Regions from separate parts of the Homo sapiens genome. Here all the other regions are linked to region 3. A link is a loop called in an ENCODE intact Hi-C map of the cell type or tissue named here. Cell type or tissue: heart right ventricle. All regions are shown on one strand.

Region 1 (8,000 bases), 320 kb after region 3:
AACTGCACACATTTAAAGCATACAACTTGATAAATTGTGACCCATATTATTCACTTGAGAAATCATTACCATGAACAAGATAGCAAACATATCAACATCCTCAAAAGCTTCCTCCTGCCTCTCTATCCTTCTTTCTTATCAATCCCACTCTCACCCCCAGCTTACCATGGGTTTACTTGTCATTACTGTTTAGTTTACATTTTTTAGAATTTTAGATACATGCAATCACTCAGTTTATACTTGTTTTTGTCTAGTTTCTTTCACTCAGCATAATTCGTTTGAGAATCATTCCTGTTATTGCTATCAACTATCAATAGTTCATTCCTTTGTGTTTACTAGGTAGTATAGCATTGGATGGATATACCACAATTCATTTATCCATTCACCTGTTGATAGATATTTGGGTTGTTTGCAGCTTGGGTCATTAAAAATAAAGCTACTATTAGTGTTTGTGCACAAGTCTTTGTGTAGGCATGTTTTCATTTCTATTGGGTAAATACCTGGGAGTGGAATGGCTGAGTTGTGTGGTTGGTAGGTGTACGCTTAACTTTACAAGAAATAAGGAAACTGTTTCCTAAAGTGGCTAGCTATTTTATGTTTCTACCAGCAATATATGACAGTTCCAGTTACTCAATATCCTCAACAAAACTTGATAGTGTCAATTTTTTCTTTCTTTTCTCTAAAGTCCACTTTATTGTTTTTCTTCTTCAAAAATTAGTACTTTATATGTTGTACTTAAGAAATCTTTGCCAACCCAAGATCATTCTCCTATGTTTTCTTGTAGAAATTTTTAGTTTAGCTCACATTTATGTCTATGTTCTATTTTGGTTAATTTTTGTATATGGTGTGAGGTAAGAATCAATGTTCGTTTTTGTTGTTTTTGTTGTACCTGAGTACCCAGTTATTCTAGAAACATTTTTTGGAAATGGTTTCCTCATTGAATCTCCTTGACATCTTTGTTACGTATCAATTGAACATATATGTGTGGTTCTATTTCTTTTCTGGATTCTGTTCTGTTCTGTTCTGTTCTGTTCTGTTCCATTGAGCTATTTATCTATATTTATGCCACTAATACACCATCTTGATTACTATAGCTATAGAACATTTCTTGAAATCAGGTAGTGTTGACCACTCCAACTTTTTTCTTCTTTTTCTGTTATTTTCGCTATTCTAGGTCTTTTGTATTTTCATATAAATTTTAGAATCAGCTTATTAATTTCTACAAAAAACTTTCAGGGACTTTAGGATTGCTTTGGGGAAAAGTTATGTCTTAACAATATTGAGTCTTCTGATCCATGACCATAGTATTATCTTCTTTAACTATTTAGATCTATTTAAATTTCTCAAAATGTTTTGTAGTTTTCAGTACACAGGTCTTGCACCTTAGTTGTCAAATTTATTTCTAAGTATTTCATATTTCCCCATGCTATTGTAAATAGTATTTTAAGTTTTAACTTACAGTTGCTCTTTGCTAGCATATAGAAATACAATTGATTTTAAAATAATGATTTTGTATCCTGCTGCCTCCCTAACCTCACCTTTTTTGTAGATTCCATAGGAATTTCTATGTAGTCAATTATGTCATTTGCCAACAAAGACAGTCTTACTTATTTTCCAATGTATCTGGATGTCTTTTACTTTTTCTTGCCTTATTTTCCTGCTTAGGATTTTCTATACAATGTTGAGTAGAAGTTTCATGAGCAGCCTTCCTTGCCTTGTTTCAGATCTTTGGGGGAAAGTATACCATTATGTAGTTAGCTCTCCTTTATTTTATGCTCTTCGTCAGGTTGAGGAAATTCCCTTTTATGCCCAATTTGCTGGAATCTTAGAGCATTTTTTTAAAAAAATCAGGAATGAACGTTAAATTTTGATAAATGACTTTTTTTCCATCTTTTGAGATAGTCATATGATTTTTCTTTTTTAGTTCATCAGTATGGTGCATTACACTGATTGATTTTCAACTTCCGACCATTCATGTATTTCTGGGATAAATCCCATTTGTTGTAATGTATTTTTAAAAACATATTTCTGGATTTGATTTGCTAAATTTTGTAAAATATCTTTGGATCTATGTTCATGAAGCTTATTGGTTTGTAGTTTCCTTTTCTTGATACGTCTTTGTCTGGTTTTTATACCAGGACCTCATAGAGTCAATTGGAAATATTTCTACTGCTTCAATGTTTTGCAAAGTTGTGTAGAAATTGAATTATTTTTTCCTTTCCTGGAGTTTTCTTTGTGGAAAGAATTTTAACTAAAAGCTCAATTTTTAACCTAGATATAGTACTATTCAAGTTATTTCTTCTTGAGTGAGGCTAGTTTATGTCTCTTGTGGAATTTATTCACTTCATCTAAGTTGTTGAGTTTATCAGAATAAAATTGTTTGTGATAATCCCTTATCATGTTATTTTCTGTAGAATTTATTGTCTATAGAATTAGTGGGTGATTCTACAACAACACGATAATAAGGGATTCATTCTATTCTCATTCCTGGTATTGGTCATTTATAACTCTTCCTTTTTTAGCTGGAAATTTTTCAGTTTATTGATCAGCCCAAAGAGCCAGCTTTTGGTTTTATTGATTCTCTTTATTATTTTTCTGCATTCCATTTCATTAATTTCTCTCTTATCTTTATTATTAATTATCTTCTGATTAGGAGCATGTTTTTAGTTTCCAAAGCAGCTTTAGGGATTTTTCAGGTATCTTTCTGTTATAGATTTCTAATTCAATTCCATTGTGATTGAAAACATATTTTTAGGATTTGAATATTTAAAATTTATTGAGACATTTTATAGTCCCATCTTGGTAAATGTTCTATAAGTACTTAAAAATAATGTGTATTTTGTTCTTACTGAGTTCTATAAAAATCAGAGCAAGTTGGCTGATAGTTTTGTTCAAGTCTCCTATACCTTTTTATATTTTCACTCAGTCCTGGAGTGGTCACTCCCAACTCCAGGCAGGGCGTTTCCCTCACTTGATGTCTCCCCTGATTAGTGGTCCATCCCTTGAGGCTTTGGTGCCCTCCCATGGAATAGTAGAAACCTCTCTTTTCAAACTTCAATGTGAAAATGGATGATCCAGAACATTACTGAGACCTTCACTTAGATCCAAAGCAATTTTTTTTTCAAGTATTGCTCTTTAAAACATTAATTTAGGAGAAAAACTGCGTAGAAGTCTAACTAGGGCTCATGAATCAATAGAATATGAGCCATCAGCATGATTTGGCTCCAGGTATATTTCCTATAGTCCTATAGCTCCAATATACCTCCTATACTTAAAATATAGGAAGAACTTAGAGTATGGAAAGGGGGCAGGGGAACTTGAAGCTGCACTGGCACCAATGACACAGTGTTTTTACTTAGCCTGTATGCTCATTCAGAGTATCTTGAATTGGGGGATTGGTGCAGATTAAAGGAAGCTAAATTAGTACCCCCAGGATACCTCTTGGTAGCACTACAGTCAGACTAGTACAGTTGTAGTCTACATTAATAGAAGTCTATTGTCCAAAAGGAAAAGATGTTCCATTGCTCCCTGCTCTTCTAAAACCTGGGCACCTGGTTTTAGAAGAGATAGATTAACCATATTTAGAAGAGATAGATTAACCATAGATTGCCTGAAGAAGGGAGAGAATAGAAAAAGGATGGAAGCTCTGTCAAAATATTAGGGGACCAAATACATCTACAGAACTGAGTATATTAAATTTGGAGAGGGAGCACAGCATCTCCCCAGTGTGAGTTTCCACATTGTAAAGACAACTTTAAAAACATGCATTACTTTGAGAGAAAAAGAAATGGATGCAAAAGGTTCACAGACACTAGCAAGAAAACCCTGTACCTTCTGTTTAACATCAAGCACATTGTCTCTTTTTGTCTGAGAGGCAGTGCAGTATAGTGGTTGATAGCTTGAGACCTAGAGCCAGAATGCTTGGGTTTGAATCCTGACAAAACCTCTTACTGGCTCTCGAAGAAGCCTCTTATTTCCTCTACATGCCTTAGTTTCCTCATCTGTATAATGAAGGTTACAAATAGTTTCTACCTAATAGAGATATTGTGAAGAGGTAAGGCTGGTAAAGTGGTTACCTGGCCCAGAGTAAGTGCTCAATAAATGTTAGCTCTTGTTTTCTCAGTGCTACTTTGATTACTCCTTGTGTATCAAGGGACAGGATTGCCCATTCAATGACCCCGGAGGTTCTATCTGGGTTGCCAGGCAACAAGCAATCTGGAATCAGTGGCTTACCCTCCTTGAGCAGGAGTAGCTATACAGGATTTCGGATCCCCAAGGGCATTGGGTGTTAGAAACTGACATTCCAAGACTGCTCCCTGGAATAGCTGGCTCCCTGGCCCAATTGTTTATAAGGCAAGCTCTCATCTTCGCCCTATAAAAAGGTAGAGCAATAAGGGGTGGGATTCTTTCCTGGATCCTGCATGCTGCTTGGTGGAAGGGATGAAAAGGTGGGACTGTGTATCTCATCTTGTTGACCCAATTTCTCCAAGGAAGCCTGCTCTGTTCTCACATTACATGTCATGGTATTTACTGTCACCTACTACCCCACATTCTTCTCTGAACTGTCTCACTCCTCTTCACCTTCATTCCCTGAAAACATACCCTCAGGGCAAGTCCCTTGCCTGCTTCTAGAGCTGGGTGTACTCTCTCTCTCCCATGATGTCTGCTCCTGGGGTTTCAGACATCACCTTTGCACCGAAGACTCCTGTCCACACCTTGTCCTCAAGTTCAAGTCTTGGCTGGGCATTGTCAGTTAGACCTGACATCTTAAACTTTCAAAATATTTAAAATTGAATTACATTTTAGATGTTCTTCCTCAGCCATTAAAACAAACAAACAAACTCCAACCCTTGCTCCTCCTATGCTATTAACTTAGTACCCTTTACTGTCATCTATCTTGTCCTCCCTCATGGTCAGGCAGCTGGCACAAGCATCTTGGAATCACACCGCATTGCCCTCACCTCCTTCCTGGCTCAGTGCCTCTTCCCTACCAGGATCAGACCTTGTTTTTCTCCATTCCACCTTGCACATTCTATCCAGTTATTTTTCTTCCCTGCTAAAACACCTTCAATGCCTTCTTATTATCAAAATACGCTAGAACTCCTCACTCTGGCATTTGAGGCTCTCCACAAATGTCTGTGTCTAAGATTCAGTTGCTGCTGCTCCACTCCCTATACTCCATGTCCAGTCAGTTGGGTAATTCATACTTCCTCACACTTTCTAGTTGCCATTGAGCTGCCTGTACTGTCTCCCCGACTTCAAACACCCTCCAAAACCAGGTTCACCTGTCAAAATCCTACATACCTGTCAAGCGCATCCATCTCAGATGCTCCTCTCTCAGGAGGTCTTTCTGTGAGCTTGCTTCATTCATGTCCTCAGAGCAGAGGCATGTTTCTGGTTTATTACACTTGTTATGTTGTATTGCATTATTATTGCATGGACACTCATCCAATTCTCCTGCCAAAGAGCAAATATGCTCTTGAGACTATAGTCCTATAGTCTATTTGGTTAGAAGCAGTTTACACAAAATACACTGCATTCATCCTTGGAACATGTCTGCCAGATGAATTGCACGGGGGCTGATCTACCTAGAGTAAAGAAAACTCAGAGAATAAGGGGACTGGATTCATGTGCCTGGAGGGCTGTTTGCAGTGGAAACTCAGTATGTCCCAGGGAAACAGAGCTCACACCAACATCTCTGCCTCCTGAGGGTGTCCTGGATCCTCTCGCAGTGAGCAATATTTCTAGGGATATTACTATGAGCTTTCTATCACCCATCCAGGGTTTAGATAATTCACCATATCCTGCCTGGGCTCTTCTCCCTTCAACCCTATGGCTTTCTAAGTGCCAGGCCTGTGTACAGATGATGTGCAGCCCTCTCCGAAAAGAACATGTTGGACATTTGCTGCCATCTAGTGAAGGTAGAGTGGTCCAACCTTTTGATAAAGCTAAGCAGATCTTGTTTTCTCCCTAGGAGGTGGCCCCTGGAAACCAGCCCTGGTTAAACAGAAGCATGTCAGGGTATACAGGTGTGCATGGAAGGGAGGAGGGTGAAGCCTGTTTTATTATTATTTTTATTTTGTTCCACATATTCTGAGGGTGAAGCTTCTATACAAAACAGATCACATTCAAGCTCCTGCATGGCAGTCTGGAATGGGCAAGACCATGTCCTTCCAGATCCTCCCCCTACCTCTAGCCAAAAGGTACCCTTCTTGAAATGATGACGAGCCATCTTTTTTTTTTTTTTAGAAACTTGATAGGGAATCTATAAAACACCTAAGGTTCATAATCAGAGCTTCTTTTAAAGGAGCCATAGGTTACTTCCAGTACCTCAAGGAGAATGTGGCCATGACTTTGTAACTAGTGATTTCCACAAGGCCCTCCCAGTCCTGCACAGGAGCCCTGGTAGCCCATCTCAAAGCTTCCCTGGTCCTGAGCCCACCCACTTCCCCTTCCCATCATGGCACACAGGCTCGGGCTCCACCAGGTGCATGACTGTATGCAGGTCACTCAACTTCTCTGAGCCTCAGTTTTCTCCTTTTTAAATGGGGTATATCTTCCTCATTGGGTTGGTACGAGGTACAAAAGAGATCATTCATGACAAATGCTTAGCCAGTGCCTGATGCACAGAAACCACTAAATAAATATTAGATAATGATATTATCACTATTTTTACCAATGCTTCAGAGCACAAGGCTGCCTACAAAACTCAGGCCCTTGAAATGAATACATCAAGTCATGGTAAGATCTTACACACTGAAAATAATCACCTCTCAGCCCACCACAGGATCCAGTGCTGCCATTCCCTTTGCTGGGCAGTGTGGGGCAGGTCAGAGGGCCCGACCTCAGACTCCAGGCTGCTGACAGACACATCAGTTCTTCTCACCTGTCTGAGATACAGGGTTCCAGGGCTATCTCTATGAGGTTTTCCTCCACTCCTCAATGATCACAATGTAGGTTCTTTGCCCCTCGCCCAGCCTTTTGGGGGACTGAAAGCCTAATGCCTGTTTGACCTCTTGGCATCTCCAGTTTTTAGGGAACTCCTGGGCTCCTCCTGCTCCCAAGCCCTTTTGATAGGTCTGGGTGTTTCTTTGAAACAGACATTCAGCCAAAACTGTAAATAGGGCTCATCAAATGGCTAAGATCACTGGTTAAGCAGTATGTCTATGGATCTCTCACCCCGTGCCCCACGTGTTGCTAAGAGGGTACTCTCTCTGTCCAAGGTGCCCACTGCAAATATCTTAACCAGCCAAGTGGGGCTCTCTTTTCAGTTTCAGCAAGTGATGTGCTGCAGTCAGCTTGAGCCAGCTCTCAAGAACTTATTATGAGCATCTCTTCTCAACTCCACGTCCAGTAACATGTTGATAGCTTGAAATCAGCCATAATGGGAGTACTCACACCACAGAGATTAGTGAATGCTATAAAGCATGGCTTTCTTTTTCCTGAACAGTCAGTTGTTAAACACTTGTCAGATACACCACTGGTTCTAGTCTTTAATTGCAAGCAAAGCACCACATTTAAACCACTACTCACACAACCACTGAACAAAAGGGGAATATTAGTGTACTACCTGAAAGGAACACAAACAGAAAGCTTTATTGAATTTATATATATATATATATCTGAGATGGTAGCTTGTGAAAGGGTAGTAATTGACAAGTCAAGATTGTGCCTCTAGGTTTTAAACAAACCCAAAATAATTAATGTTGGTAAAAAATGTCTGCAATAAGCTATTCATTTATTGGCAAGTTTTGAATTTTCATTTAGCATGCAAAAGAGCTACATGTGATAAACCACATACTTGCATCAGGAAAATATCAAACAAAAATGATGTATCTAGAAACATAGAAAATACAACTTAAAATTTTAATGTGTTTTTTGTTTCTTATTCTTTTTTGTTTAGATATAATTTGAACCATGTTTCTTTTCTTTTCTTTTTTGAAACAGAGTCTCACTCTGTCACCAGGCTGGAGTGCAGTGGCACGATCTTGGCTCACTGC
Region 2 (8,000 bases), 510 kb after region 3:
AGGTTCACTTTCTGAAAATTCATTAAGCTCTATACTTAAGATGTGTTCACTGTTCTCTACCTGGGATATAATTTAGAAATGTCTTCTAAACAACTCATTTGCTCACCACGAATTATCTGAACTACAACCTCGCCGGGTCGTGGGAGTTCTCCCTTTTCCCATCATGATGAAAACCTTTAAGTCCAACTTCCCATGATACCAGTGATTTTCTCCCGGGTAAAGGGCCTTTAACATCCTGCAGACCTCTGTCAAGGAAAACCAGGGCCAGACAGAAGTTAAAGCAGTGAAGACAAATTTTATTCAGGAGCTATTGCAATAGGGAAAGAGAGACCTCAGTTTAGAATGGGCTCCCTTCTGAATACAAGGACAAGTGGGAAATTATGGCCAAGGTGCAGGGTGAGGTCAGTGGATGGAAATTACTAAAAGGGAACATCAGCAATAAGAGGGATTCTAAACTGACTCAGCTTCTAGCTGAAGGCAGCCAGGATAAGAAGATACTGAGGGAGAGGGGTTGAGGAATTTCATCAGATATCAAGGGTGGTCAGATACCAAGGGTGGGGGATTCTAGTGACACTAACTCAGCAGGATTCTTTCTGAAAGCAGAATAAGCAAGCCAAGGACAGAGCCCATGGTCTGGGTCTTCAGGGCTTAGAAGAGCCTTATTAGTGTTAAGTCAGAGAGAGTCTGTCGCTCTAGATGTCCCTAAAGCCCCCAGGGGTAGGAGAGCTAACTTTCCTAGACAACTTCTGAAAACAGCTGGCCCTCCAAATCAAGACTGCCTGATGCCACTTCCTCCCATGGAGGCCACTTCCAGGAATGGGTCACTCTACTAGAAAAAAAAAATGTCCAGCAGAAGCCCTGGCCCTAGAAACAACTCACATGGAAAGATGGGTAGAATGAGGGACATTGAACATCCCTGTCTTGTTTACCTTGGCATGGGGGATTTTCCTTTACTCAATAAAGACTATTCCTTACTTAAGTCATGCTTGCAAAGCCAGTGGCAACCATAAAGGGCCTCATCTGGCAGGATAGATCCTCCTTCAGTTTTATTAAACCACGAGATTTGCAAAAGGATTGTTACTGGGTTTTGGGGGTCATTCACTTACTCAAGGTTGACACCAGTTTTTCAAAAATCCCTGCTTGTTGCCCAGGGGTCAGTGCATGATAGTGAGATTCAGAACATATGACTTTCTTTTGTAAATTGGAAGCTCAGCTCGAAAGTGTAGGTAAGAAAAGAAGGACCAGCATTGGCACTCAGCTGTGGGCAAATTTCTCAAGCAAATGAACTTTAGGAATAAACACTCGGCTTCTGAAAGTTTAGCCCCTTAAAACTATCACTGCCCCTATCCCTTAAAACATCTCACAAACCCGACTGGGGAGGCTGTTTACCCCACATTCACAGCTGCTATTTCAGATACTACCAAGGTTGAAGCAAGGATTTGAGAAGTAAGGAGGTAGGAGAGTTCTTCCTTAGCTGGTGGCTTCTCTGGAACTAGCAGATGATTAAAGCTGGCATTTTACCTTCTAGAGCTTTCTTGGGCACTTCTGGGAGCCCCAGCTCTGTGACCCAGCTTCAAGTCTCCTGAAGAGGTGACATATTCTGCTCCTTGGACTAGCTGCATCCCTCTCAGCCCTGGGTCATGGTGATGCACCCACACATTTTTCATAGTTGAAGACTTCTTTCTCACCTCCCAGGTGGTCCTCTTGAGTGGGACTTAATTCAGTTCAGCCTGGATTTTTCTCCCATCTCCCACACATCCATCTAGTCTACAGAAAACCCTCATCAAACCCCTACCCCCTCCCAAATAAAAAACTGTGGGAGTACAGTCTGTCAACTAGCACTCTTGTGGCTCTACCACCAAAACAACTAGTTGGCCCATCTCTAGCCCTCTAGATTTTGGAGGGTTACACCCCAGACCACCCATCTGGTCACTTACCAAGCTCTCAGATGCTCTCACTGAAGATCTACCTCATTATATTTCAGATCACAGCATACATCCCCTTGGCGGAGAAGGGATAGAGTTCATAGTACAGATTTTTTCCAAAGAAATAGTTTAACCCCTCTTCCCATGTTCTGACACTGTTAATATCCTTAAACCTGCTAGATGCTTATAACTAGTTCTCAGGGATATTTCATTTGTCAATTGGCACATAGGATCCGTCTTAAACCTATTTGAGATTTTATATTAATTATGTTTCTACTTCAGGTCAAACTGAGACAATAAACACTCATGCCATACCATTCTTTAACTGCTGTCTTGTCCTGTTTTCTGTTGTTATAACAGAATGCCTGGGACTGGGTAATTTATAAAGAAAGGAAGTTTATTTGGCTCACAGTTCTGGAGACTGAGAAGTGCAAGGGCATGATGACAGCTTCTGGCAAGAGCTTTGTACTGCATCATAACTTGGCAAATGGCATCACATGGCAAGAGAGCAAGAGTGTGCAAAAAAGACAAAACATGAGGGGTGGCCTTGTGTTATAACAATCTGCTCTCATGGTAACTAATCCAGTCCCGTTGGAGCAAGAACTCCCCATCGAGAACTAACCCAGTCCCATGAGAGCAGCATTAATGTCTTCATGAAGGCAAAGCCCTCATGACCCAAACACTTCATAAAGTTCCCACGACTTTTCAACATCATTACATTGGGAATCAAATTGCAACATGAGTTTTATAGGGGACAAGTCATATTCAAGCCATTAGTAACTGCCTATGCGTGGCAGTATCAGTAACTGTCTGGATGCATCTTTATGGATGTATCAACAATTCATTTAATCTGTCATGGTCATTTACTTCAATAATGCTTTAATAAATATCCCTTTACCTGTGTTTTTAAGTCAACTGTTAATATACCGGTAGGTAAATTTCTAGAAAAAGAGCTAAGTCACTCTCTGAAGGGGTTATACCAATTTACCCTCCCAATCTAAGTGTAAAAAAAGATGGTTTTTCCACATCCTCTGAACACAGTACCTTATTAAACTTTTAAACCTTTTCCAATGTAATAGGTAAAAAATTATATCTATATAAATATGTATTTTCTTGATTATAAATGAAGTTAAATATATTTTTATGCAATTTAAAACCACTTATTTTCTTTTACTATGAGATGCCTGTACATATCTTTTGCCCATTTTTTCCTATTGTGCTTTTGGTATTTTTCATATTAACTTGTAAACACTTCTTGTATTATTAGGGAAATTGGCTCACTGTCATGTGTGTTCCAAACAGATTTTCCCATAGTGGGAAAGGACATAGTGGGCAGGGGAACCCATGAAGAGATGGTTCAAGGCAAACGTAGTACAACTCAGGGCATTTAGAATGTAGCTACATTTGGAACAGCATCTCTCACATCTTCTCCTGTCTTCCAGATGTTACTGAGTTGTTACCTTCTCATTCATAGCAGTTCAGCAATGAAGATTTAATTGAAATGTAAGAAAAAGGGTCCATTGGACAGTCACCATGGCAACTGCCCCTCCCACAATATTTACCATTCAAAGGCTTCTGCAGGCATTCATGTACAACCAATTAGCAAAGAAAGATTCCAGATTCACAACCCTAATTTTGAATGCAGTTTGAAGGTGCTTAGAGACATAAAGAATGCCTGTGCTTTCTATAGGGAGATTACTAGGAAAAGAATTGTCTTCAGTTCCAGCTTCTGTGGCAAGATGATTTGTTCAGACATTAGAGTATATTTTGTTTTTAGTGTAATTTTTCTTCCATTTCCACCATCTGCTGAGGGTTGCCAGCCCACAGTGCTTGCTGGTCTCAAGAGTGGTTTATATTCCTGGGCATAAGGCAGAAACTGCTTAAAGATCATCTCTAGTCTTGCCCTTAGTGAAAGCTCAAGCTCACTGAAGAGTTTTAAACTATAAATCTAAGTGGGGAGGGGCATGGCGAGGAGAAGCCAATTCTCTTTGGAGGCAAGAGGAGGAGTGAGCGAAAGCAGGAGATGCTCTGCAAAGAGGGCAGACCTGTAACCACTGCTGAAAACATCTAGGTTGGTGACAGAACCTGGTCGTGATGGCTGGAGCTCTTCAGGAAGTGCAGCCCTAGGCACTGGGATTCCCGGTCCTAACAAAAAATCCCAGTCTCAACGGCAGAAAAGACCAGTGGCTCGCCCACTTCCACAGGACCATATTTCTGACACCCTAAGGCATCTCAGCCCTAACCACTATGGCCTGAGGATTGTTGGTGCTTCCAGGCATATAACCCCTGGGATACATGAGTGACTTTATGGTATATTAGAGTGTCAGAAGAATCTTAACAGTAACTGAAGTTACGTTTTCTATCATTTTAGCTGGCCAAGAGCTTGAAATTATTTTTATTTTTAATAATGCGACATCCAATTTGACACATCAGTTTGTGGATTAAAATTTACATCCAGCGCACGTTTTTAGACTAGTATTGTTAAGAAGCCTCAGCCAGTTCAGCTCCTAACAAAAATCCTACCACACACACACACAAAGCACATTTGTGACATGGTTTTTATATTGTTTTTATTTTGCCCACTTAGTACTTTACAAACACATTTTGCTTTATTTCTTTTAATGTATTTTCATGATCAATTATAGAACTTTTATGGGAGAAAATAGGTTTCCTGAAAAGATACTTTGGTTATGACTTTTCATCAGTAGGGATTAAGTGTTAAGTATTTTGAAGTCTGACTTGTCATATTCGCCAGTTAGTTCAAATCAAGGATGGCCTGGATGGTTCTCTACTGCCCTCCAGTGGGAAAGCTAGATGGAGGTCAAAGCATTTTTGAAATGGAAAATGGACTGGTTTATGTGTCTCTAATATTGGGACGTAAAATATATAGACAGAAGGAGATAAAAGAACTGAAGGATGTTTTCTTCTCAGTGTGTTCAGAAATAAGTGAACTGTTGAACAATGAACCATTCAGCACCATGACTTCTTACAACTTCAAAAGGATATTGTAAATACTGTATTTAAAACCGAGGTCTTGGCCAGGCACGGTGGCTCTCGCTTGCCTATAATCCCAACACTTTGGCGGGCCAAAGCAGGAGGATCACTTGAGGTCAGAAGTTGGAGACCAGCCTGGCCAACACGGTGAAACCCCATCTCTACTAAAAATACAAAAATTAGCTGGGTGTGGTGGCATGTGACTATAATCCCAGTTACTTGGGAGGCTGAGGCAGGAGAATAGCTTGAACCTGGGAGGTGGAGGTTGCAATGAGCCAAGATTGCACCAGTGCACTCCAGCCTGGGTGACAGAGTGAGATTCTGTCAAACAAAAAACAAACAAACAAAAAAAAAACAAACAAAGAAGGAAGGAAAAAGAAAAAGAAAGATAAAATGGAGGTCTTTCTGCCAGGACAAAAATAGTACACAACTTTGAACTTAAACATTTTAAGCATTCTGAGTCTCTATGTATACTTATATAATCTTGCTTTACTTCTGTATAATTATTTAATTATGATCTTCTAGTCTATTATATATCATAACACCCTTATTTCTTCAAAGAAGACTATTAAAGGGCTATGAAGAAATTATGCGGCTTCTTAGTTTCTCCGTGAATCTGATTAATATCCGTGATAGGCTTGCATTAAAAAGTTTATTTTGTTTACAGAAAAAGTTTGCCAAACCCTGCTAAGTCAGAATTCCCACCACATTTGCATCCTGCTTTAACCAACTGATAGATATATTTTACAGTGAAGGAAAAACTTAGAAAAAGTACATTTTACTAACATAAAAACAAACAAAAAAAAACCAAAAATGGTTATACAAAAGGAGTGGATTAATCTCTGAATACTGACTGATTCTTACGTGCTCATTTCCCCCTGTACTTCTAAATATACTTCTAGAACTGATGTGTTTAAAACAGATTGATGTCTGTGTCAGGAGCAGGGCAATAAAATAAACTCAGTTGCTCAAAAAATTAGTTTATTTAGCATTTCTGCATTATTTAAATGAGTCTTATTCTATTCTTTTAAAAATCTGTCTTTAAAATATCCAAATTAACATATTAATCACTAACAGACAGTGGTGGTTATAAATAAAGGCTCTAATTATGTTGCATTTTTAAATATATTTTCAAAATATATTAATTCCTCTTGAACAAACAAAAAATATGAAAACACTCACCGCTCCCCTCTGGTAAACAAGATGCCAACTCTAGGGTACGGTGGAAAGACATACTGGATACTTTCACTGTGTTCAGCAAATGGATTGAACATGGAGCCAAAAACATGCGAAGCACTGGGACAATCTGAAAACAACAACAACAACAAAAAAAACAAGCTTTATCATTTCACAAGACCTTTTCCAGGTTGTAAAAGCAAGAGAGGAGGCAAGAAAAACAGAAAATTTCAAACTGATTTGAAAATTTTTAAAAAGTGATAGAGCCTGTATTACATAAAACTTATGAGACAGTTGACTCTAGGAAATTATAACACTTTGCCAATGTTTCCTGGGCAAGCTGATTATTAAAAATAATACCTAAAATATATTGAATATTTCCTGCATACTAAGTGCTATGCTAAGATCATCTCATTTGAATTCAGAAGACCCATATGAAATGGGTACCATTTTTATTACCATTTTACAGATAAAGAAATTGAAGATGAGAGAAACTGGCCAGGCACAGTGGCTCATGCCTACAATCCCAACACTTTGGGAGGCCGAGGTGGGCAGATCACTTGAGGTCAGGAGTTCGAGACCAGCCTGGCCAACATGGCGAAACCCTGACTCTACTAAAAATACAAAAATTAGCCAAGCTATGGTGGCGGGCGCCCGTAATCCCAGCTACTGGGGAGGCTGAGGCAGGAGAATTGCTTGAACCTGGGAGGTGGAGGTTGCAGTGAGCTGAGATAGCGCCACTGCACTCCAGCCTGGGTAACAGAAGGAGGTTGCATCTTGAAAAAAAAAAAAAGAGAGAGAGAGAGAAAACTTAATTAACTTGCTCAGGTAATTGGCAGAAGAAAGATCAAACTTCAGAGGATGATTTAACAATAGCAAGTCTGGTTTGTTTGGAAGCAGAAGCCTTCTAAAACTCTTATTTACTTTTTATATTTACTTTTTATATTTACTACATTTTTGTTTATTAGACATGTGAGGTTTCTTTCCAGATGTTAAACTTTTTTCATGTACAATCTACATTTTATTGCACAAAAATGCTTAAAACAAAGATTCGAGACTCAAAGAGAACAGAACTACAATATACCTCAGAAGTACCTTGTGAGAAAAGCATTGTTATTACTATTTTACAGATTAGTTAAGACCTTGGGGGCTTGGAGAGATAATGTGAATTCTCAAAGGGCAAAGGCTGACCTAGGACTTGAACCACATCATGTGAATAACTTCAGGTGTGTAAGATTGACTTGAGAATATTCCTTAGGTCATGGCACATGGCTATCATTAGGCATTCACAGGGAATCTGAGAGATTATATGAACACATCACAGTACAGCTGGCCCTCAATATCCATGGGTTCCACATCTGTGGATTCAAGCAACTGCAAATAAAAAATATTTGAAAAAAACTCAAGAGTTTTTTTCTTGTTATTGCCTAAACAATATAGTAGAACTACTATTTACATAGCATTTACATTGTATTGGGTATAAGTAATCTAGAGATAATTAAAAGTATAGGATGGGCATGGTGGCTCACACTTGTAATCCCAGCACTTTGGGAGGCCAAGGTGGGCAGATCACAAGGTCAGGAGTTCGAGACCAGCCTGGCCAACATAATGAAACACCATTTCTACTAAAAATACAAAAATTAGCAGGCATGGTGGTGTGCATCTGTAATCCCAGCTACTCAGGAGGCTGAAGCAGGAGAATTGCTTGCACCCAGGAGGCGGAGGTTGCAGTGAGCCGAGATCGCACCACTGCATTCCAGCCTGGACAACAGAGTGAGACTCCATCTCAAAAACAAAACAAAACAAACAAAAAAACTATACAGGAGGCAACAAAATACCAGCAAATAGAATTCATCAGCACATTAAAAAGATCGTTCATTATGACCAAGTGGAATTCAGCCCAGA
Region 3 (8,000 bases):
CTTGCAATTACGTACGGCAATTCAGAGTGCTTGGAAAGTGTTTTGTTTTCTCAGATCTAGCCATTTAATATTTACTGCTTGCTTACAACTATACTCTGAACCTTATTTTAGGAAGTTGTACCCAATAAAAGGGTTTATTTAGTTTTCTGTCCAGGCAATGAAGCATATATGTGTTTTTACTTTGGGGGAAGTAAAGCAAATGAACTGGCATTTCTTGAGGGCCAGGTATACCAGGCAGTATGTAAGTAGCTTTATATATGCATCTCATTCAATCTTCACTACACCCTTACAAAAAAAGTAGTGACCATTTTCTTTTATAGACAAGAAAATCAAGGCTTTAAGGATCAAGTCTCAGGCATATAGCTTATAATTGTCAAAGAGGGTATCCAAACATGGGTCTGTCTGACAATTGCCAGTCATTCACAGTGTTACTCTTTGAAGCGCTCAAGTTTATAGTAAATGAATTGCTGTGCTGTTCATATACAAAAGCTTAAGGTTAGCAGATAATAAAAGATGGTGTGGATGGAGAGAGGAGTTACAAGTGATACTTGCTAGCATGCAAAAATAACAGAAAATGGGCCAAGAGGAGGATTCCTTATAGCCAGGCAGAAATGTCTGTTAGAATATGTAGGAAAGGATCACATCATCATAGAACTTGAGTGAATATGAGCCTAAGGGAAGATTCGTAGCAGTGATTTTATCAGAAGTGAGTCATCTGACAGTTCTAATCAGAATCACCCCCTTTATTATATAGCTGAGGTCATCCCTGTGCTTTCTCTGATGTTCCTGTTTCAAGAAGAGGTTGATTCCAGACAAGTGAAACATACCTGAAGATTCTGGTTTGGACATTATAAATGGTCTGACAAGAAAGTGAGCTTCAGATTTTAGAACTCAGTGATGGTGGTAATGTTAGAAATATTTAACAATCTGTGTTCTTTTATAACAGCACTTTGCAAACTTCCATTATACTAACCCTAAAGGGGAGGAAATTGAAAATGCCCTCAGGAGTCTTGAGACATCATTTGAAGTGATATGGGAGTAATATTTTTTTTTAAGTCTCTTGCTTTATATTTAGGGAAAGCTTTTGTTCATTTCCATATCTATTTGTTTTAATGAAAGTTAAATTATTTTACTGGTTGTCTCCCTACCCTCACCCTAAATTTTCAAGTACCATTGACAGCCTAGAAAGAGGGTGCTTGTTTTACTGTGACTTAGTAGGCTGCTACCCTTTGGCCTGGAACAGGTACCCCAGTGTGAGAAGTACCGTCTTCCAGGGTTTGTGCTGCCACAAAAGCATCTGCTGAGGCTCTATAGATAACACAGGGGGCGACCACATTCTTGTTGACTTTACCACACTTTGTGACTCCCTCACTTTTCATGTTCCTTCCCCCCCTCAGGTTCGGATTTCCTGTTTATCAAACTCCCATGGTTTCTTTCTTTCACTTGATCGGCATGACTTTTTAAGGGCGTGGTCTCTTGATCTGTCCCTCTAGTTTTATTTTTGGAGTTTCTTTTTTTGTCTTACCAGGGGAATGTAACCAAATATATCTATCTAATTCTAGCAGGTACATATTTTTTCCTCTTGATGCTGCTTAATATTTTATTGGAGGCACATTTACAGTATGTATGACCTTACAAATGGCAGGCTTAATATGGGTATTGTTTGTTTTGGGTCTCTTCTGGGTCTGGGTGGCACAGGTGGTGGTGGCAAATTGTCATTTCTGTCTCTTGGATGGAAGGAAACAAGCTCAGGCCAGTATATAAGAAAACTAGCTTCAGGTTGCGAATGAGTGCCAGCTTATGTATTGTATTTTCTAGTTAACTCCCAGTTGACTTCCAATTTTTGCTACAGTCTTGAGTAGAGTTCAGTGCTTCTTGGGAATTTAATAGCAGCAAGGGTTTCCTTTGCAAAATATTTTTATACCTAAATCTTACATGAAAAGGGTTGTTTGCTGACTCACTGATTAACTAGACTTGGTTTATGTTAAGCCTTTGAGTCCTTTGTTACAGACATCATTTGTGCCCAAGTTGCTTTCTCCTCCTGAAACCCCATTGCTGACCTGTAACTAGTCTAATCTTGCTTGATTATACGTTTCCCCCGCCCCCATCCCTCTGTAAAACCATCTTTTGTACCAAATGCCGTTGTATCTTTTGAATGATGTCCACTACAAAATAGCTTTTTACATAGATCTTGTAGATTTTGAAAAATTTTTAACTAACATGTCATTGTATCTTCATAACAATTCTATGAGAGAGGCATTTATAAAATACAAAATAGCAATCCACCCACGGGGATGGCTGTTACGTATTTTGTAAATGAAGAAACAAGAAATGGGTGGACGCGACTTGCAGCTTAGTGGCAAAGCCAGGTTTGACCAGGTCTCTGGGCTTCCAGTCCACCAAACCTCTAGTAGTGTTTAGAAACATTTCTGGAAGTCTCCCAATTTTTCCAAAAGTAGGAAAAATTTATTATGTAGATTGAGTTGTCTTTAAAGAGACAGCTCTAAAATATTTTACGATTGATGTTGTTTTAAAAAATTGTCTTAAATTCAAGGAAGAAACGGTGTGTTTTTCTGAATACCCAACTAGGACCTGTCCCTATATTAGACAGATTAAAGATGTTTGCTTCCTAAGAACAAAGCAGACTGAATCAGAAAAGAGATTAGTGAGTGGCTAAGTTTTTATTTTTCTCCTTAGTTCTAGGGATAGTATTTTACCCCCTTGAAATAGTGTGAGAAGGTCATGGGTAGAAGGATCACACCTGTGATTCCTAATAGGAATTTCTGTTTCCATGAGGTTTCTCAAAAGTAGAATCGAGGTCCTTTAGCAATTGTAAGAGTTTTTAAACACCTATAGAAATGGTACATTTGCATAAAGTAAAGCTGTAGAACTGAAAATGTCCAACGTCTTTACTTTTGGCTGGAATTTTACGAGCCTGATTAGCTCTGCATGGCAGCAATGGGCATGTTAATTATATTTGAAAATTGCCGTTTGTTTGTAGACAAGGAGTCCATGAGGAGAGAAAATCAAGTGAATGTTCTTGAACTGTACTGCAGTGATGGGGAATGTCCACAAGGTGGCGCAAAGACTTTGTTTAACTGCTGGATTCCTAGCTAGCACCTGGAATACTTGAAGCCCCTTTCACCTTCTCCCTCTTTGCAAACTATGGCTCAGCTGCATCTGTGCCCTCAGTTCTGGTCCCCAGCTTCCCCTGAATCCCCTTCGTGCTGTTATTTGGGCTTTGTATTGGTACCTAACCACATTCTACCTGTAGTGAAAGCTGAAGGTCTTGGTTCCCACTCTAGGTGGTAAGTTTCTTGAGTGGAGGCACCAGCTGCATATACTTTAAAGCATATTCTTTTCTGTATTTCCAGCAATGCCAGGCACAGGACCTCTGAGTTGCATTGTTGAATTAACATCTTTTGGTTATTTGTGAGTTAATTGTGGACTTCCATAGGGTTCTCCCTCAGTATATTTTTGGCTTTGAAGAGTATGTTTATCTTCCCAGCTGCATAAATGAATTTTTGGGGTGAAATGGGGATTTTATGTTTGTAGTACATAGTTTCATAGACTTTACACCACACCCCGACCAACCACTTTCAGTAACTTCGAAGACAGTTGGTTATGGAAATCATTCCCGTGCACGGGTCTTCCCTGAAGCTCTGCAATTGGTCTTGGCAGTGGGACCTTCATGTGTGACAGACAGCAGATGGCCATGGAGTTCCCAGGCTGTGTGCCATGTAGGTAGGAGCTTGAAAAAAGCAGAAAAGAAACCTCCTTTGTAGCTGTCGTGTCTCTGTCTTATTTGGGCTCACAAGAAGGAATCTTGCTGCAGGCAGAGCTGTCTGATCAGGAAAGAAAACTGACTCTTACCAGGGAAGGGCCCGGGAGGGGCAGTAATACCAATGAGCATGTTTTAGTTGGATTATGTCAGTTATTGGGGACCATTAAGTAAATAGATGTTGAGTATTTTCTTTTTCAAAAAAGCCTTTTTGTTTTGTTTTGTTTTGTTTTGAGATGGAGTTTCGCTCTTGTTGCCCAGGCTGGAGTGTAGTGTCACAATCTCGGCTAACTGCAACCTCCACCTCCCGGGTTCAAGTGATTCTTTTGCCTCAGCCTCCCGAGTAGCAGGGATTACAGGCATGCGCCACCACGCCCAGCTAATTTTGTATTTTTAGTAGAGATGGGGTTTCTCCATGTTGGTCAGGCTGGTCTCAAACTCCCAACCTCAGGAGATCTGCCTGCCTTGGCCTCCCAAAGTGCTGGGATTACAGGCATGAGCCACCACACCTGGCCCAGATGCCAATTGGAAGGAAATTTGAAAAGGTTTAGTAATAATGTTATTTCATTAATTTCAGCCAAACCACACAACTAATTTATGTTTTCTAGGCCTGACCCTGGCTCTGGCTTCTTCATTGTGTGGATACCTTTCCAAAATGTTTGATATGACAACATATTTAGAAGTTCTTTGATCACAAGCCCAAGGATGTGCAAAACTCAGAGCAAACAGCATTTACATTTATGTAATTTAATTTTAAAAATTAGCCCTAATTGAAGTGATCCTGGAGATGGTAATGTTGACTTGACACCTGGCTGCTTCTCTAAGGGCTATCTGTTTAGTTCCCTAGTGAATTTCATAAACTAAGGCCATGTTTTTATTTCTAGAGCTGGGAGTACCCAAGCCTGCAGTTTTGACCTTTGAATGTTTGGAGCACCAGAAGTTCTGATTATGAGATGAAGAGAAAATGACAGCTTTTCTTGTCTATTAAAAAACCAGGACTCACTCATGGCATTCCTTTGTCCTTTGTCCTACAAACAGAACAGAGACTGTGACCCCTGATCTTTGGGTTGGCATTATTTTATTTTTATTTTTTGAGGTGGAGTCTTGCTCTGTCGGCCAGGCTGGAGTGCAGTGGTGCAATCTCGGCTCACTGCACCCTCTGCCTCCTGGGTTCAAGCAATTCTTCTGCTTCAGCCTCCCAAGTAGCTGGGATTACAGGCGCCTGCCACCACACCCAGCTAATTTTTGTATTTTTTTTTAGTAGAGATGGGGTTTCACCATGTTGGCCAGGCTGGTCTTGAACTCCTGACCTCAAGTGATCTGCCCGCCTTGGCGTCCCAAAGTGCTGGGATTACAGGTATGAGCCACCGTGCCTCACCTGGGGTTATATTATTTTAAAGAATGTGATCAGAATTGACCTGTTAAATACTCTTCTTGTATGTGAATCTCTGAGTCAGTTTATTATTTTTGGCAGTTGAATTTAAATTCATTAGAACAGAGTGGGATGGCTTATAAGTACATTTCAGCAATGCATTAAATAAGTATTTTTCAGAAAAAATTTGCGAACTGTTAGCACAAATTGGCATCACTAATATGGCTGCTTTGTTTTTAGGTGATTGGCGAGGACAACGTGGCAGTCCCCTCACACCTTTATAAGGTAATCCTGGCCCGCAGAAGCTCAGTATCTACCGAACCACTGGCGCTAGGGGCCTTTGTGGTACCCAATGAAGCCATCGGCTTCCAGCCCCAGTTAACTGAATTCCAAGTGAGCCTCCAGGACCTAGAGAAGTTGTCAGGACTGGTGTTTTTTCCTCATTTGGATAGAACTAGTGATATCCGGAATATCTGCTCTGTGGACACCTGTAAGCTCCTGGATTTCCAGGAGTTCACCTTGTACTTGAGTACAAGAAAGATTGAAGGAGCCCGATCAGTGCTCAGACTGGAAAAGATCATGGAAAACTTGAAGAATGCAGAGATTGAACCAGATGATTACTTTATGAGTCGCTATGAGAAGAAGCTAGAAGAACTCAAAGCTAAGGAGCAGTCAGGAACCCAGATAAGAAAGCCATCCTAGTTTTTATCTCAAGATGTGTCATACCGTCTGTAATGAAGCAGGCATGCCCTCTTTAGGCTAACATATTTTAGTGGCTTTGCTTTTTGCTTTTTAAAAAGTTTTTCTCTTTAAGAGATGTGGTCTCGCCGTGTCATCCAGGCTGGAGTGCAGTGGTGGAATCATAGCTCACTATAGCCTCAAACTTCTGGGCTTAAGCAATCCTCCTGCCTCTGCCCCCTGAGCAGCTGGGACTACAGGCACACACCATCACCCTCAGCTACTAGTGGCTTTGCTTTAAAGAAACAGTGGAATCCTAAATTTATGACTAAAAATTCCCCCAAAAGATGAAAGATCTACAATGTTTTTGTCAGTATTATATTTGACTCAGGAACTAATTATTAAGGGAGCTTTGACACCTGCAGATGGAGGGCTGATCTTGTGTCAAGTTAACAGGAAGACTGCCCACAGATGACACTGCATTTGTATCCCTGTGGATGTAGAGTATTGGGAAGGCATTTGTTTAGTTTCATGCCTCCAAACCATGCATTGTCTGTGATGTATCTGCCCAGCCTTCTCAGAACTCAATGTTGTACATTTTTCCCTCTAGGACCTGAATTGGTCTTGGAGGCAGCTTTTAGAAATCCTCTGTGTAGTTCCTGTCCACATGCACTATATATTTGTTTCTTTTTTCTCCTCTCATGAATCTGCTCGTTTCTCTACTTCTGTCTACGTAGAAGCACTCAGCAACTAGTTTCTGCTCATTAAATGTGTTCTATATACTAGGCTCAGTGCTTTACATGTGTTGTCTCACAATGACTCTCTGAGGTAAATACACTATCCCCATTTTACCTGTGAGAAAATTGAGGCTTAGAGAGCTTAGTGTCTTACCTGAGTTTCACTTTTCCAAAGTAGTCATCCACAAAGTATGAGGCAGACAGATCTAAGAGAAGAAAGACAGCTGAGGTAGATTCAAATCTTTTCTGACATGGATGGTGGCTTTTTACTCAGAAATATATACCTATTTCCATGGGTATTTGTGGGCCTGAGGCATGCTTGGCAAGAAGAGTCTGGTTTCTCGTCTGCTATGCAAGCCAAAGGGACTTTAATGTTCTTTGAATTGAACCCTCCTTAGCTCTGTGGAAAGAGACAGTCAGGAATATTTGGGAATTAGACGGCAATACTTTGTGGGGTTTATTAGAGCCCATGCTTGCCTCCAGAGATACAGTTCTTTTAGTGACCAGATACTGCCAAATTGATGTGTTCTTGCTTTCCAGGTGAGCTTTTTGTTCTTAAGATTAAGAAACCTATGAAGGATCTGCAGCCAGGCATGGTGGCTCAGGCCTATAATCTCAGCACTTTGGGAAATCGAGGTGGGTGGATCGCTTGAGCCCAGGAGTTTGAGACCAGCCTGGGCAACATAATGAAACCCTATCTTTACAAAAAAATACAAAAATTAGCTGGGCGTGGTGGTGCACACCTGTAGTCCCAGCTACTCGGGAGGCTGAAATGGGAGGATTGCTTGAGCCTGGCAGGTCAAGGCTGCGATGGGACATGGTCATGCCACTGGACGCCAGCCTGGGCCACAGAGGGAGACCCTGTCTCAAAAAAAGAAAAGAAAAAAGAAAAAGGTCTGCCCACAAAATCACTAGCTTATTATTTGCTTCCTGTGTGCCTGCTTGTCTACCTAGCATAGTAGGCCAAAGGTCCAAAGGCATTTAGCATTCCTAGGGGAAATTGTGGCTGTTTTTCTGAGCCAGATCTCTTGATTTGGGTTTACACGGAGTCCTTTCATGGACTATCCTGAGTATTGTCAGTAAAACGTCTTGGGGCATAAGAACTTGTCTGAATCTGTCATACATACCACTGCTGTCTTTTCCGAGTGGTATTACAAGAAAGATTTTTGTGGTGTGTTTGTTCTAAGAGAAATGCCAAGGCTTTCAGATAAAGATAAGATGATAATGATTGACATTGTTCTGCTCTTTTATTTGGGTAAAAAAGGAAAGTTGAGGGGTCAGAACACAGTAGCCTGATTAGTACCATTCTGTTTTGTCACACTGTTCCCCATTAGCTTGTACCAGTTCTCCTCTTCTCGGGGATGTAGAGCCAAAATGTCACTGTGACCAAACAATCTGTTCAATTTTTTCTCCTCAATGGAGAGGTGATGGT

The links. A loop is a pair of places that touch in the nucleus more often than their neighbours do. Peaks named below come from ENCODE experiments on the same cell type or tissue, not always from the same donor. Only the 100,000 strongest peaks of a DNase experiment are listed, where the experiment ranks them.
Region 1: it touches region 3 in a loop (32-fold over the local background); 53 of 110 quality-filtered maps call a loop at or near these places.
Region 2: a loop joins it to region 3, with 4 times the contacts of the local background. A loop is called at or near these places in 17 of 110 quality-filtered maps.

What each region holds. Positions count from the first base shown.
Region 1 is chr3:38,838,193-38,846,192 of GRCh38, forward strand. SCN11A (sodium voltage-gated channel alpha subunit 11) reads right to left here. Exons shown (of 30, transcript NM_001349253.2): 30 at 7,572-8,000. Among named protein-coding and RNA genes, the nearest start is that of SCN10A, 26 kb to the left of the region's middle. In heart right ventricle, CTCF peaks have their summits at 3,023 and 5,909 (motif pointing left); no DNase peak of the experiment used is centred here; H3K27me3 peaks cover 342 bases.
Region 2 is chr3:39,026,279-39,034,278 of GRCh38, forward strand. It overlaps SCN11A (sodium voltage-gated channel alpha subunit 11), which reads right to left. Exons shown (of 30, transcript NM_001349253.2): 2 at 6,102-6,225. Among named protein-coding and RNA genes, the nearest start is that of SCN11A, 22 kb to the right of the region's middle. In heart right ventricle, a CTCF peak has its summit at 4,722 (motif pointing left); no DNase peak of the experiment used is centred here.
Region 3 is chr3:38,518,508-38,526,507 of GRCh38, forward strand. It overlaps EXOG (exo/endonuclease G), which reads left to right. Exons shown (of 6, transcript NM_005107.4): 6 at 5,394-7,796. The coding sequence ends at 5,855. Among named protein-coding and RNA genes, the nearest start is that of EXOG, 26 kb to the left of the region's middle. In heart right ventricle, a CTCF peak has its summit at 3,063 (motif pointing right); a DNase peak (open chromatin) is centred at 3,085; H3K27ac peaks cover 5,157 bases.